2 separate regions of the Homo sapiens genome follow, and region 2 is linked to region 1. The links are chromatin loops, found by intact Hi-C in ENCODE. Cell type or tissue: B cell. All regions are shown on one strand.

Region 1 (8,000 bases):
CTGCCACAATACTGTACTATCATCTTATGGTTAAACTGAGAGCTAACCTGATTAAGCTCACCAAATTGAACCTGCTTGCATGCTTTTAGTTGCTTACTTCTAATTGACCTTAAAATCCCCAGTGGCTTCTTTGCAGATAACACAGCCTTGACCATAGCTCACTATAGTAACATTCGCTTAAAGAAACAGCTCTTGTCCAATTCAAGTCTACAGAGACGAACTGGATCCCTGCCGGTGGGTAATCTGTGACATCAGAGAGCCAAAACTTCCACCCTTAGATCATGATAATGCCATCTTATTCTGCACATGGCTCTGTATCTGGCATTGGTTGGTTCTCGGTCTCACTGACTTCAGGAATTAAGCCACAAACCCTCGCGTGAGTGTTACAATTCTTAAAAGCAACGTGGCTACAGTTTGTTGTTTCTGATGTTTGGATGTGTTCACTGCTTCTTCCTTCTGGTTGGTTCGTGGTCTCGCTGGCTCAGGAAGGAAGCTGCAGACTTTCGTGGTGAGCGTTAAAAGCTCGTAAAGACAGTGTGGACCCAAAGAGCGAGCAGCAACAGTATTTATTACAAAAAGCAAAAAGAACAAAGCTACCACAAAGCTACCACAGAACGGAAGAGAACACGAACAAGTTGGCACTGCTAGCCCACCACCCCACCCCCGCCCGCAGCCTGCTTTTATTCTCTTATCCGGCCCCACCCACATCCTGCTGATGGGTCCATTTTACAGACAACCGATTAGTCTGTTTTACAGAGAGCTGATTGGTCCATTTTTGACAGGGTATTGATTGGTGCATTTACAATCCCTGAGCTAGACACAAAAGTTCTCCACGTCCCCAGTAGATTAGCTAGATATAGAGTGCTGATCAATATATTTACAAACCTTGAGCTAGACACAGAGTACTGATTGGTGCATTTACAAAGCTTGAGCTAGATACAGAGTGCTGATTGGTGTATTCACAATCCCTTAGCTAGATATAAAGTGGCTCCTACACGGGGCCACAGGTGGAGCTGCCTGCTACGCCCGCACTCTTTAGCCCTTGGGCGGTCGATGAGACCGGGCACCGGAGAGCAGGGGGCGGCGCTCGTTCGGGAGGCTCCGGCCGCACAGGAGCCCACGGCAAGGGGTGGGCTGGGACGCAGGCATGGCGGGGTGCGGGTCCCGAGCCCTAGTCCCTGGGGTAGCAGCTAAGGCGCCTGGAGAAATCGAGCGCAGCGCCTTTGGGTCGGTACTGCTGTGGGACCCAAAGCACCCTCCGCAGCTGCTGGCTCAGGTGCTAAGCCCCTCACTGCCTAGGGACGGCAGAGCCAGTGGGCAGGGCCGGCCGGCGGCTCCCTGTGGGGCCCAAGCCCACGCACACCGGGAGCTTTAGCTGGCCCGCAAACGCCGCGGAAGCCCCGGTTCCCGCCACACTTCCCTGCAGGCTGAGGGAGCCGGCTCCAGCCTCAGCCATCCCAGGGTAAGGGACACCCACAGTGCAGTGGTGGGCTTAAGGGCTCAAGCGCGGCCAAAGTGGGCGCCCAGGCCGAGGAGGCGCCAAGAGCAAGCGAGGGCTCAGGACTGCGAGCATGCTGTCACCTTTCAGTTTCTATGATAAACCATGCACCCTGACTTCGCTTGGGTAGAAATCCTGATTGCATCACCTTTCCCCACATTTCAGACTACTTACTCTCCCCATAAGCACTCTCAAGCCCATTTTAGGTTAGTAGAGTTTAATTTTGTTTTTCCATCTCCGCACAGCAGTCTCATGAATAACATCTTTTTTCTTTAGCAAAAACCGGTTGTGTAACTGCCGGCGGGTTCGTGCTTTCTCTAACTTCAAAAAGCCGCGGACCTTCACAGTAAGTGTTACAGCTCTATGAAAAGGTGGCAGAGACCCAAAGAGTGAGCAGGAGCAAGATTTATTGTGAAGAGTGAAAAAACAAAGCTACCGCAGCTGCAGAAAGGGAGCTGAGCAAGTTATCCCTGTTGGCTGGGGGGTGGCCAGCTTTAATTACCTTATTTGTCCCCTCCCATGTTCCACTTATGTCCTATCAGAGTGCCCTTTTTTAATCCTCCCCGCGATTGGCTACTTTTAGACTCTTGCTGATTGGTGCGTTTTACAGAGCGTTGATTGGTGCTTTTTACACAGCACTGATTGGTGCATTTTACAATGCCCTTGCTAGTTACAGAGTGCTGATTGGTTCTTTTTACAATCCTAGGTACAGGGTGTTGATTGGTGCGTTTTACAATCCTCTTGCAAGACAGAAAAGTTCTCCAAGTTTCCACTGGACCCAGGAAGTCCAGCTGGCTTCACCTCTCACCATGGCCACATTGGCTCCTAGCATGCAGGCAGAACGAATCTGTTCACTAACAATGGGACTACTGCTACAAACATGGTCCATCATTCACTGAGTCACTGTTTTGTGGCACATTACTGTACATACTGCTGTGGCCTAAGTAAGTCAACCAAACAAAATAGCAGGCTAAACCTGTCAGTCAAAATGTGGGGCATTCCTGGGGCAGGCCCCCTGCAGCAGATAGTCTGGGACTTACTGAAGTGTTATTCAGAGTCTTGTTACTCAACCCACCGAAGAAGGGAGGTGAATGTGAAAAATAATCTGTAGATCTTCACAATGTCTCTAGGGCTTGGATCTGGGAATTGACGTTGTAGAAGAGGCTGACCTCCAAAAAGACAAGATTTCTTATGTCCACTCCTTTTCTAAGTCAAAGCTTATGAACAAATTGGAACACAAGTGATTGTGAACCACTACTGTCACCCGTCTTTTTGCAAAACTTATTTTTTGAGCCCAAGAGATTCTTCCCAGGCATGTTTTTCCTCTTAAATTAAAAAAAAAAAAAAAAAAAAAAAAAAAACTGTTCTGTAGGAAATCTAATCCATATGTTTGTTTCCTTTAGTCATCAAACTGATGCCTGGTTAATGGGAGTTCATGACCAAATACTTTTCCATTAAAACAGGAAATTATTTTTTGTTCACCGTAAACAAATTAAAACTCCAGAGATGTTTGAATCTCCTTTGAAGTGTGCTGCCCTTAAGCTTTTTCTTCTTTTTTTTTTTCTTTTTTTTGAGACGAAGTCTTGCTCTTGTCCCCTAGGCTAGAGTGCAATGGCGCCATCTCGGCTCAGTGCAACCTCTGCCTCCTGGGGCTCAAACAATTCTCCTGCCTCAGCCTACCTAGTAGCTGGGATTACAGGCATGCGCCACCACACCAGGCTAATTTTTGCATTTTTTAGTAGAGACGGGGTTTCACCATGTTGGCCAGGCTGGTCTCTAACTCCTGACTTCAAGTGATCCCCACGCTTCGGCTTCCCAAAGTGCTGGGATTACAGGCACCCAGCTAAACTTCAAGAGCGATCTAAACTAAAATAAGCATTTCCTAAGCCATGCTTTCAATCTCATGCTTGGCTTTTAGAGCTCCTTGTTATATACAAGCCATATACTGAGCATCAGGAACAAAAGGTAATACTGAAGCCACAAGAAAATTAGTCAACCTTGTTCGTCTTGTTAATTAACTCTTTAAAATCCTACAGAGCAATTTGAGGACTAGCTGTTCATGCCATTCATGAAAACTGATTGAAACCTTTACCACCACCTAGAGGTCATTAAACTGTACTGCAAAAACAAGAAAAAATGTTACTAAAGTGGCGCTGTAAATTCTCAGGCATTTTATGATTTTTCCATTACCACACCAAACTTACATAATACTGGATCCTTGGGAGAAGTAAATGATCTTCATAAAAGAGGCACTTTTTAAACTCCCAAACATAGAGTAAGTCAAGGAATGGGAAAGAACAGCTGGGAAAACAGGTTGTTTCAAGAATATCCCTTCCTTGAGCTAAAACTGCCACTTCCTGTACCAGCAACTAGATTTCGAAGATGCACATTCAACACCTGCTCCAGAGAGGCAGCCATCAATGCCGCCATCTTGCTTTCTAGGGGAGAAAGGTTTGGGAGACAAACAGAAGTGAATATGCCGCGATCCAACCTTTCAATGCCTGTAGAATTTTGGCGCACCATTCTTTTTATCTTGAACCTAGAATCCTGGCTCATTCTTGATATATTTAGGTAAGACCAGAGTGAGTCAGAAGATGCAAAGTTAATGTCTCCCATGATTTCATTCCCTATGGAAAAAAAAACTTAGAAAACATATCAAAAACTTTCCATCGGAGACTGAGAGAAAAATAAAAAGGAAAAAAATGAACAAAAGATCTCTTTTTCTTCCATGTGTTATTTTAGAGAATTATATTTAGACTTTGCCTCTGAGTAAGAATCTCAGTCTGTTTTGTGTCTGCAAAGTTGTCCGTTTTGACTAGGGTTGCTAGTGACTCTGAAACCACCTTGGGTCTACACTGGATTTCTGTGGCCTTCTATTCCATGACACTTGGAGAAAAAAGGTTAGTTATGAGCCATTGGATACCAAGAGCCCTCCCACAATCAAATGGACTTTCTGGTTTTGGAATTGATCTCTTTCTGCCTTGGGTTTTAGAGCCCATGGCCAATGCAGCCAACTGTTATCTAGTCTGTAGGGAATCTCACAAATCCACAGCTACTTAATAAACGATCCTCACAGGGCTAAATCATTACAGTGCCACCTCGTGGTCCAGCCTCTTGAGAGGTAACAGGCCACTGTGAGTACAATGGTGTGCCCATGGGCCACTGCCGAGAATGAGGAAGGGGAGGGCCCTGTGTGTGAAGTCATGAAATGACTGCTCTACAGCCAGTGTCATTTGAGGCTTGTGAGCAAAATTAACAAGTAGATGTCAAGAACTAGCCTTCTTCCCAATTGAATGATTTCAAAATGAACTTGCTACAGGTGGCTTTCACTGCATGCAATGGGAAAGTGTGCATGTTTACCAGGTTTGCCCACTTTTGTGTCTGGGACTGTGGTAGGGTATCGAATAGTCTTCTGTGGCTAGAAGCTCTCTCCTTTTATAGCAATGCCAGGAGCATAGTTGGCTCCAGAGATCTCGGATCATTTCAGCTTTCTGCTCAAGAAAATTGCCCCACACCCAACTTACTTATTTGAAACTCAACGACAATAAAGTTTACTGAGACATTCTGCCAATAATTAACTGCCTTGGGGCCCAGGGTATTTAGATCAGGGTTCAGCAACCTTCTTTCATTTAAGGGAGGCCTTTTAGACCTCCTTGGATGAAAGCAATGAGAGTTCTCCATGGAAAGAATTGGTGTGCTTTAGAAACAAAAGCCCAAAGCAACAGATGAGTGGGCTTGAGGCATCTCTTTTAAATTAATTGAAATGAGAATGGCAAGAAAAAAGCAATGGAAGAGTTGTGGACGTGTTATATTATATATTTGCCATAAAGCCTCTTTCAGTAACACCCACGATAACGGGGGAAAAGACAGTGTCACTGGGATCTCCATTGGATGAGGATTGCACGGACTGAGTTGGAATCGTGCTAAGGTGAGAGTCTCTGGAGTTCCACTTGGTGGTTCTACACCTAGATAGGGACCATAATCAAAAGAGTGCTATGCAAAGACTCATACTCAGAGATGTCTCCTAAACCATGGATAAGCCAAGAAGAGCACTGAAAGTCACGAGTTAAACCAAGAGCGGGTTGTCTGACCAAACTTTGCAACCCCTAGGGGAAGTCAGAAGGGGAAAAGGAGGAGAGAGCTGGGCCCCCAAGAATCTACTGCCCCGGTACCAATTTCAAGATGCATCCTCCTACTAAAAAGGGCCATCTAGACTGTATGTTTTCCATTAAGAAAACTGCAACTCACAATCTATTTAAATTACAATGCAAAAGTGAGGCCCCAGGACTAAAATGTGAATTTGAGAGGCTTAGATCTAGTAAAGTGGTTTCCATCAGAAATGGCTGAGAAATGTGACTTTTGTTTGTTTATTTGTTTAGATTTTAGGATAGGAAGAAGCAGAAATAAAAACTCTTTAAACGTATTTTAGATTTTGTGATATGAAGACCTGGTATTTCTCTAGAGTTTCAAATGGAGTGTTTAGTCTTCTATGATGATGGTGATTGGTGTGGTCAAGATTATTATAACTAATTACAACCATTTGTAGGGAATGTTAAGCACTTCATAAAGCACTGGATTCATGGGTTTTGTGGTATACCCTTTTCTAAAGAATTTGGTTTTTTCATCTTATGCTATCACAGACACTCCTTAAAAATATGCAGTCAAAAATACTATTTATATGTGCGGAAACCAAAACATCCATTGTTAAATGAGAGATCTCGGGGCATCCAGGGTGTCGTTTGACCAGGGACATTGTCTCCTGACTCTTGTCCTGTTATAGTCACCACTGAATAAAGATCTCTCCCCACCCTGCCCCTTCCTGCAGTTGCCTGTTAATGGCACCTAGCTTTCCTGTGCAATTTTAATCATGCTTGCTTGGGCCTCCACTACCCTTACATTAGTGAAATGGCCTGGTCTTGAGCTTGTAGGAGGCAGTGACATCACTGGGTAGAGGGAAGCACAATCTGTATCTACATGTTCCTCTATCGTTGAAAAGACTAGATTCCCTAACAGTTCTTCCATTCATAGCATTTAACTGTCCTTTCTAAAAGATCACCTTTCACCTTCCCACCACAGAAACTGCAAAGAGTTATAAACTCTTTAAGTTTAAAAAGTTGATATTAAAGAACAAGTCCTTGTTTTAGAATTAAAGTTCTCAGCTTGAAGGCTGTCCTATCTTCCCTGTAGCCCAAAGTGTATACTCTTGGCCAGCAAAGGTGACCCACTAGCCACTGTTGTGGTAGAATTTTCCCAACAGGTACTAAAACCTGTGAAGTCAAAGAAAAGTGTGGGCCTGGTGCAGTGGCACATGCCTGTAATCCCAGCACTTTGGGAGGCCTAGGCAGGTGACCACGAGGTCAAGAGATCGAGACCATCCTGGCCAACATGCTGACACCCCGTCTCTACTAAAAATACAAAAATTACCTGGGCGTGGTGGAGCGCACCTGTAGTCCCAGCTACTCGGGAGGCTGAGGCAGGAGAATCGCTTGAACCCAGGAGGTGGAGGTTGCAGTCAGCGAGATCGTGCCGCTGCACTGCGGTCTGGCAAAAGAGCGAGACTGCACCTCAAAAAAAAAGTGCGACTACTCTGCCAGCTCCCCATGCATTTGCTAGCTAATAACAATTAAAAATTGAATTGAATTGAGTTGAATTGCACTAAATTGAAATGTCTTGAATGATGGCTGATTCGTGCTTGGGTAACAAATGTTTACTCATTTATTCATGCAAGAAAATCCTGCCATCATGAAGCTCATGGTCAAACAAATGTCTTTCAGAAAAGATTCCCAAGGGCACAGTGGGGATGGAGAAAAGCATTAGGAAATCTAAAAAATATAGAGCCCATACTTGCCAAATAAATACGACAAGGTCAACCTTATCATAGCAATAGAGGAGGAAGTATATTAGAAGCAATGAAAAAATTACACCTAAAATATGGCAACTTGAAATTTTTTAGGTTTTACTTACGGAGGCTTACATTTCTGTGCAACTAAAAGATTTCAAAAAAGGGACACATCGGAGGGATCTTAGGGACATGCTTAAACATAATGAAGATTTTGGAATCAAAGCATGTGTTGCAGAGTAGGCTGTTCATTTTGGTTTGGGCTGGAATTATTTCCAGGAACACAGATCGGCTAAGTTCATAAAACAAAAGCTCCAGTTCCAACAGTATGGACTTTGAGCAGATTTCACTACTCAGACCAGAACATAAACTTGAAAGGAAACAAACAAGGCTCTATGTCCAACTCAAAGCTTTCCAGGGACAGGCCACTGGTGCTCAGATAAGTCTGGGTGGGAAACTGGGGTAGCCTAGCCAGAAGTATTTTGTACACCTTCCCAAAGAGGAATTAGCTGTCCTTCTGCCCTCAACCCATCAGCTTGATTAGGGGCCTTTGGCAAGATGTACTGAATCCTGGCACCATCAAGAAGCCCAAAGGAACAACTGCTCACTTGGTACAGATGGCAGAAAGAAAGATGGGATGGGAGATCTGCTTTGATGCTCCAC
Region 2 (8,000 bases), 410 kb before region 1:
CTTTGTCTCACTTCCAAGCTCCTGAGCTTCCCTCTTTTCAGGACAGATCCTGATAGAATTTCCTTCCCAAGGTGGTGAGGAGGCTGGAGCCTGTAGCAGGGATGGCACACAGGTACACATCAAAAGCAGATGAGTGCTGCTTCCAAAATTAACGTAAGTAAATATCCAGCCTGGTTATGCAAAAAGAATTCTAGCCTTCAAAACCTCTGAAAAGTAATCACCCCACCATGCTCAACATGGATGAAGATCTTCATGGAAATCTATTGTCTGTTTTGAAGATATAAATAATGCAATTAAAATATAAAGTGATATTCCTGGCTAACACTGTGATACCCCGTCTCTACTAAAAATACAAAAAATTATCCAGGCGTGGTGGCGGGTGCCTGTAGACCCAGCTACTCGGGAGGCTGAGGCAGGAGAATGGCGTGAACCCGGGAGGCGGAGCTTGCAGTGAGTCAAGTTCGCACCACTGCACTCCAGCCTGGGCAACAGAGTGAGACTCTGTCTCAAAATAAATAAATAAAAATAAATAAAGCGATATTGCTGGGGACTGCATGATGGGTTGGGAACTCACATATATCATTTATTGTTTGTTGAATTATGTACCCCAGAGAGTTATATTGAAGTGCTAATCCCTGGTACCTGTGAATGTGGCCTTATTTAGAAATAGGGCTTTTGTGGATATGATCAACTTAAGATGAGATCATATTATATTAGAGCAGGCCCTAAATTTAAAGACAGGTGTTCTTATAAGAAGAGAGAGATTTGGAGACATACAGTTACATAAGGAAGAAGGCCATGGAGGATGGAAGCAGACATTGGAGTTATCCTGTCACAAGCCAAGGAAGGACAGGGATTGCCAGCAACCAACAGAAGCTCAAAGACGCAAGGGAAGATTCTTCCCCAGAGCCTTCAGAGAGAGTATGGCCCCACCAACACCTTGATTTCAGACTTTTAGCTTCTAGAACTGTGAGAGAATAAGTTTCTGTTGTTTTAAGCCATCTAGTTTATGGTAATTTTTTTACAGTAGCCCTAGGAAACTCATATACCATTGGTGGGCCAGTTATACATTGATAAAATCTTGTTCTTTTGTTTTGTTTTGTTTTGTTTTTTTTTTTTTTTGAGACTGAGTCTCACTCTGTCGCCCAGGTTGGAGTGCAGTGGCACGATCTCAGCTCATTGCAACCTCCGCCTCCCGGGTTCAAGCGATTATGTTGCCTCAGCCTCCTGAGTAGCTGGGAGGTGCTCGCCACCATGCCCAGCTATTTTTTGGTATTTTTAATAGAGATGGGGTTTCATCATATTGGCCAAGTTTGTCTTGAACTCCTGGCCTCATGTGATCTGTCCACCTCGGCCTCCCAAAATGCTGGGATTACAGGAATAAGCCATCGTGCCTGGCCATAAATTGAGAAAATCTCCTTGAAAGCAATTCAGCAAATGCATCAAAATCTTTTCATATTTTCAGCGTTTTATTTTTAGTAAACTATCCTTATATGTTCCTCATAAAATGAGATACAGAAAAGCTTTATTCACGGTTAGTTGTTGCCTTATATATATTTTTAAAAAGAAAATAACCTAACAGCTAATAAGAAATTATTAAATAGTCTATGATATAGCCATAGAATAAAATGTCGTGCAATCATTAAGGCACTTAAAAATAAGTTTTTGTAATGTGGGAAAATATATAAGTTATAATGGTAAATGAAAAACTGGGAAATAGAATATCCAATTTAATATGATCATAACTCAGATATAATATGCATGGGGGAAAACTGGAAGGAAATATATCAAAAGATTAATCATGATGATCTTTGGGTTTGGGAACTATGGGAAACATTTTTTTCTTTATGTCTTGATATTTTAAAATTATCTATAATACGCACATATTACTTTCGATAATGAGGGGAAGAAAGAACTTATCAAGAAAACTTAGAGGAATTTTATTAGAGGGTTGAAAAGAAAATGCCTCCTGAAGTCATCTCTGAAGAATGTAAACCTGTCATTATTTATTTATACTCATGATAAATTAGGAGCAAATATGTTTTAATGTCAACAGTGTTAGTAATGCTTATATTTGCATAGAGGCGTATAGCACCTTAAAGGGCTTACAGTTTGCAAAACATCTTCACCCCGTATCTACTGTCCCATTTGATTCTTAAAACTAGTCTGTAAAGAGTAGGTATTGTTATCCTTATTTTACAGACACAGAATCCTGTGATGCTGGTAGAAATAAGAATAGAATAGGGGTGGAGCTGAGCACTCCAGGAATTGCAGGCTGTCCACTCCTGAGAGTGGCCTAGGCTCTGCTTCTCACTAGTGCAAACTTCTACCAGCCCTTCTGCCTTTGGGTTCCAGCTCTCTCAGCTACAAAATAAGGAAGATGCATTACTTCCCTTGGCTTTAAAAATCATATCATCTTAAAATCTGTGAGGCCTTGAGAGATGATGAATTACCTAGGAAGTCTTTAACTTTTTGATACCCCGGATTTCTTCCCGGAGATGAGATAATAGTATCAATTTAAAGTGCATTCTTTCTTTCTTCACTTCTGCCCAAAGTAGAAATCCCTGAAATATCCTTGTTCTGTCTTTTGGAATGGGAACGTAAGCAGAGTTCCATGAACATTGACTTCGTATTCTTCCAGCTCACCTCTCTTATGAACAGAGGCTGTGGAAATATTGACACCTTTATATGCAATGATTTATTACTGTATCTCAGGGACAGGATGCAGGACCACGTGGAAATACGCTTTTGTAGGCCTGACAGCAGCTCATCAGACAGCCATTCTCCCAGCCTGGCAGCTTCTTCTCTTCTGCCTCCTGTTATCCAAATAATAGAAACATAAAATCGAAAGACTGGAGGAGAGCTCAATAGGTCAGCTCATCTAGCTCTAGGACTGGGTTAAGGATGGCTCCTAAATCACCCAACTTTCTCCCTTTATAGAGGCTCTGTTCATTTGATAATCAATGCCAGAGCCAGAGGAAAAGGCATCAGAATATAAAGAAAGGTTTCCCTTTCCACATCCCACTTGCATTAGAGTATAAATTATAAAGGGCACTTTAATTCTACGTCCCAGTTTCCAGCAGTACAGAGACTCCAATGGTTTCATCTGAAATTAACATTCACTCCAGCCCCATCATTCTTGCTCTGTCTCACAGGCTTGCCTGGAGGAGACTGATAAATGGCATCCTGCCAATCAGATCACTCAGTGTCTTCAGAGGAAAGCTCCCAGGGCTTCTCTGAAACCTTGGTGTTCATTCATACACATTTATTAAGCACTTACTAAGTGCAAGGCAAAATCCAGGGCCTTTTGCTTTTCTTCCCTCCCTTCCTTCTTTCATGGAGAAATGTTGTTTGAGCTCCTACTTAGAGTGTGACAGATGCAGTGTGGATATAATGATGAATTAGTCACTGCCAAGGAGGAGCTCACGGTCAGTGGGAGGGAGGGCGACATATAAATAAACATGAGGCAGCAAGCGGGAAAGGAGAGAACACAGATGTCCAGATGCCGAAGTCAGACCAACTAGGTGTGACTCCCTGCTTGGGTCCTCAGCTGCATGACCTTGTGACAGGGCATGTCATTTCTATGAGTTATGCCCTTATGTGTGAACTAGAGATGATTATATCCCTCTCAAAGGTTGGGCATGCAGATGAAATAATATAACATATGAAAAACATCTAATGCGAAACCTGGGTTATACTAGGTGGTCAATAAATATTAATTTCCTTCTCTCTCAGATAAATATGGTATACCATGCATGGTAAGTGCTATGCCATAATTATCTGAGTAATGCTACCCAGGGTAGAACCTCAGAGCAAGAGAGAAGACTAGGCTCTGAACTTCCACCTTTTCAGGGGGCACAGTGAGGCTGGTGGTGGGGTAGGTGAACCATAGGGCACTAATGTCACAGGTTTCGGGAGTTTGATGGGTTTCCTGGGGCAGAGCATGACTCCATGGAGAAATTAGGCTGTGGCTTCAGCTTTATGCTAAGATATAGAAACAATTCACTCACTAGGTGGTGTCCTTGAGGGACAAGGAAGTTACCCTGAGGAGAGACTCAAAATGTACAATCTTGTTTGGGCTACTGGCTAGGGATTGGCAAGGAGGGAGGCTTTTGAAGGTAGTGGTCAAACTGCCTTCTGGTGTCACCTCCTGAATGTGTCAGATTCCTCCAGAGTGGGAAAGCTGTAAAGAAGCAAACAAGCAAATTAAAGGACAAAGCTTGAATCACAAGAGATACTACCAGAAACTCCCTTTTGTGGCCTAACAAAGTTTAAAGCCAGTTATGAGTCAGATGAGGGCCTTGCATTCTGACACAAGTATGCTTGCAGGCTAACACCAGTGAAGTTACGGGCTGCCTCCAGGAGCCATGGCCAGGCAGGCAAAGGCAGGAGCACAGGGTCACCATCTGTATAAGGAAAGTGGAGTCTGTCTATGCAGTGACCAGGGAGCCACAGAGTGAACATCCAGGTAGCAGGGAAAGAGAGTAAATGCCACAAAGTGAGGAAGGTGAGGACTGTCGTGGCTGCTTGGGGACACATTGTGAACACATGAGGGATTTCTCCAGACAGAAGGAAGGTGTTTGAACTTGACAAGCCATTGTAATACTTGCCGTGTCTCTGGTCACTGCTGAGAACTCTGCTCTACAGCTTGCAACCCTTATAACCATAACTGTTTGGAGTACCTGATCTAAGAGAGACATATTAAAGGTCTTCCAGGGGCCTCCAAGGTGGTCTGTTACTCAGAATCTCTGTTGTTGAGAGTATGGATATGAGATAGAAAGAGATCTGGAATGGCAGATATGGACGGACCCAGAGAGAAGCAGACGTGGAAAGAATAGCTGAACTCTAGAATAAGATTCATGAACTCCAGCTGCTGATGGGACCAGAAGACAACTCAGTTTCTCAGAGCTCCCTTTGGTTGCTGAACAAATTCTCAGCCCCAGTCTCCTGATACTTTGCTATTCCACTCTTCAGTCCTTCATGGGTTTGGTTCTTTGACCTATATGTGGCTAAGCATCATTGTCATCAGTGTCATCATTTTCTGACTTAGCCTTAAAAACACTCACTTACAGAGTTTTCATTCATTCTATGCAAACCCAAATGCCTGAAACTTTTGTTGTTAGGGACTGAGAAGAGGGGATTCTCACTCTGATGATCCATATTCTTCTATTGTATCTCCAGGCTGCCAAGGTCAGGGAAAGCCTGTGTTCCATATAAAGATTATTGGTGCCCAGAGAGAAGGGGATCTGACTGTTTGATGATTGGGAAGAAGACTCTGCAACGGAGGTTTTACTTGCGATAAAGCTGACAAGGGATGCTGGTGTGGACGGGGCAAAGAGAGAGGGGATGTGTTCTCAGCAAAGGCAAGACTCCAGCATGTGCAAAGGCACAGAGGAATGAAAGTTTGAGTCATGGGGAGAAGGAATTGCTCTGTGTGTCTTGGGGCATGGTGGGCGGCGAGGTAGAGAATACCAGTTGGGCCAGACTATGAAAGTCACTGAAGCTATTGTAAAGCTTTCTTCTGGAGGTGAGTGGTGACTTTTAGTCAAGGGAGGTACACAACCAGTTTTCTGTTTGACATGGTAACTCTGGCAGTAACTAGGAGTTCTGGTTGATGGTAGTCCCATCCGGTCATCAGGAAGACCATCTGGAAGCTAATGAGACAATTCAGGTAAAAAAGTGAGGACCTGAACTGAGGTAATGACAGTGGAGGAGAAAGAGGAGAAAGACTGGGAGAGATTTAGAAAGTCGTCATGGCTGGACCTGATGAACGACTGCATATCATTGATGAGGAAGATGGAGGCAATGCAAGGAGGATGACTCTAAGTTTCTATTTGGGGCAACAGGAGCACGATGGTGGTATACATTGAAACAGACATCTCAGGAAGAAGAATACGCTCTGGGGGAAAGCTTGATCTCCGTTCGGGAAACATTGAGTTTGAGATGCTTCTAGGACACTGCAGTACAGATGCTGTCAGTAGTTGGAAATAGCATCCTAGAATTCAGGGGAGAGCCAGAATTGGAGATGTAGATTTGTGAGTATTTGCTGTATATGTGGTTTATGTTATGGGAAAACACGAGATCACCAGGGAAGAGCACCGTGATGGTGATAGGACAAGAGGTCCTAGGATAAAACTGGTGAAGATCAGTGTGAGAGATGGAGGCCTATTGAGTTGAAGAAAAGTAATGAACAAAGGCAGGTTGTAGTCTTTCAGCCTAGGCTTCATGAGGTTGAGCCCTTTGCTTTGCAGGTTTAGAAGCTTGTCTTTATTAGTTCACCTAAGGGATGAACTGACCAAGGTCTTGACATCTGATTCATCTAACCAAACTCATAAGAATCTGCTACCTAAAGTAGAATGAGGTTCTATTAATTCACAGGTGGAAATACTAAAATGCAGAAAACTAATCAGGTACTGATGAAAGGATATAAACTCCAAACTCATATTGCTTTGTGTGTTATCTGCTTAAAGGTGGAGACATTTCTATTAAAAAACTAGTATTGGCTGTCTTCAGTATTGGGTGGCCTATGGAATAATACAGGTGTACCTCATTTTATTGTTCTTCACTTTATTGTGCTCTGCAAATACTGCGTTTTTTAACAAGTTGAATTTCGTGGCCACCCTGAGTCAAGCAAGTCCATCAGCACCATTTTTTCCAACAACACTTGCTCATTTCATGTGTCAGTTTCAGCAATTTTTAGCAGTACAGCATTTCTAAGTTGAGGTATGTACATTGTTTTTAAAGCCATAATGCTATTGCACACATAGTAGACTACAGTATAGTATAAACATAACTTTTATATGCACTAGAAAATTAAAAAATTTATGTACTTGTTTTACCGCAATATTTGCTTTATTGTAACGGTCTAAAATCAAACCCACAATATCTCCAAGGTATGCCTGTTGTGTGACTGAAAACCCCCAAACTAAGTGTGCCGTAGTTAAATAAGTTTGATAAAACTTAAATCCTTCTCTTAGATGTTCACAAAGTACATATGAATTAAAGACTTTAAGAACTTCTCGAGTAAAGCAACCTGTTATGCTTAACCCAGCATTTGCAAATCCCTTGATCATAGAAGTTTCTCACCTATGATACCAGCCCTCATTTCTGGCCTGGCATAATCTGTCTAATCAATAGCTCCTCTTGGATGTATAACAGACATTTCAGCCTTCACGTGTTCAGAACCAGATTCTTGAAATCTGCCTTTCCCAGCTAGTTCTCATCTCCCCCAAGTTAGTAAATGTTAACTTCACTTTCCAATTGCTTGATCCCCAAATCTTGGAGGCTCTCTTTTTCTAACACTCTGTATGTAAAAATCAGCAAATCCTATTGGCTCTGTGAAAACATATCCCAAATCTGACTACTACTCAGCAGTTTCATTCTGACCATCCTAGTCCAAACTGCTGCCAGCTTCCTCCCGGACTATTACATTAGCTATCTAAGTGGTCTCCCTGCTTCCAAACTTGTTCCCCATAGTGTACTCTTCATACAGCAGCTTTTAAAACTCAAGTCAGATTGTGTCACTCCTCTGCTCAAAATCCTCCAATAGCTTCCCATTTCAGTCACAGCAAAAGCCACAATTCTTAGAGTGGCCTATGACGCCCTACCTGATCTGACCTTCCATTACTTCTCTGATTTGACCTCCCACCACTTTGCCCTTGGCTTACTCTGCTGCAGGCACACCGGCTTCCTTGCTCATCCTCCTGCCTCAGGACCTTTGCACTTGCTGGTTTTTTTCTGTGAGGAATGCTCTTCTCCAGACATCAGCATGGCTCACTTCCTCATTTCATTAGGGTCTCTGCTCAAATGACCACTCATTTTCTAACCATCTTATTTAAAATATATCTGCTTTGTGTTTCTTCATAGCATTTTTCAGCATGTCACTGTGTGTATATATGTGTATGTGTGCATATTTTGTTACTATCTGCACCCCCTGCCTCCCCCACAACTAGGATGTAAGCTCCCTGAGAAGGACTTTTACTTTTTCATTGCTGTATCCA

The links. A loop is a pair of places that touch in the nucleus more often than their neighbours do. Peaks named below come from ENCODE experiments on the same cell type or tissue, not always from the same donor. Only the 100,000 strongest peaks of a DNase experiment are listed, where the experiment ranks them.
Region 2: a loop joins it to region 1, with 4 times the contacts of the local background. A loop is called at or near these places in 2 of 110 quality-filtered maps.

Annotation. Positions count from the first base shown.
Region 1 is chr6:16,179,691-16,187,690 of GRCh38, forward strand. No RefSeq gene overlaps it. Among named protein-coding and RNA genes, the nearest start is that of MIR4639, 42 kb to the left of the region's middle. In B cell, CTCF peaks have their summits at 3,587 (motif pointing left) and 3,786; DNase peaks (open chromatin) are centred at 3,581 and 4,621; H3K27me3 peaks cover 371 bases.
Region 2 is chr6:15,766,461-15,774,460 of GRCh38, forward strand. No RefSeq gene overlaps it. Among named protein-coding and RNA genes, the nearest start is that of DTNBP1, 110 kb to the left of the region's middle. In B cell, no CTCF peak of the experiment used is centred here; a DNase peak (open chromatin) is centred at 4,001.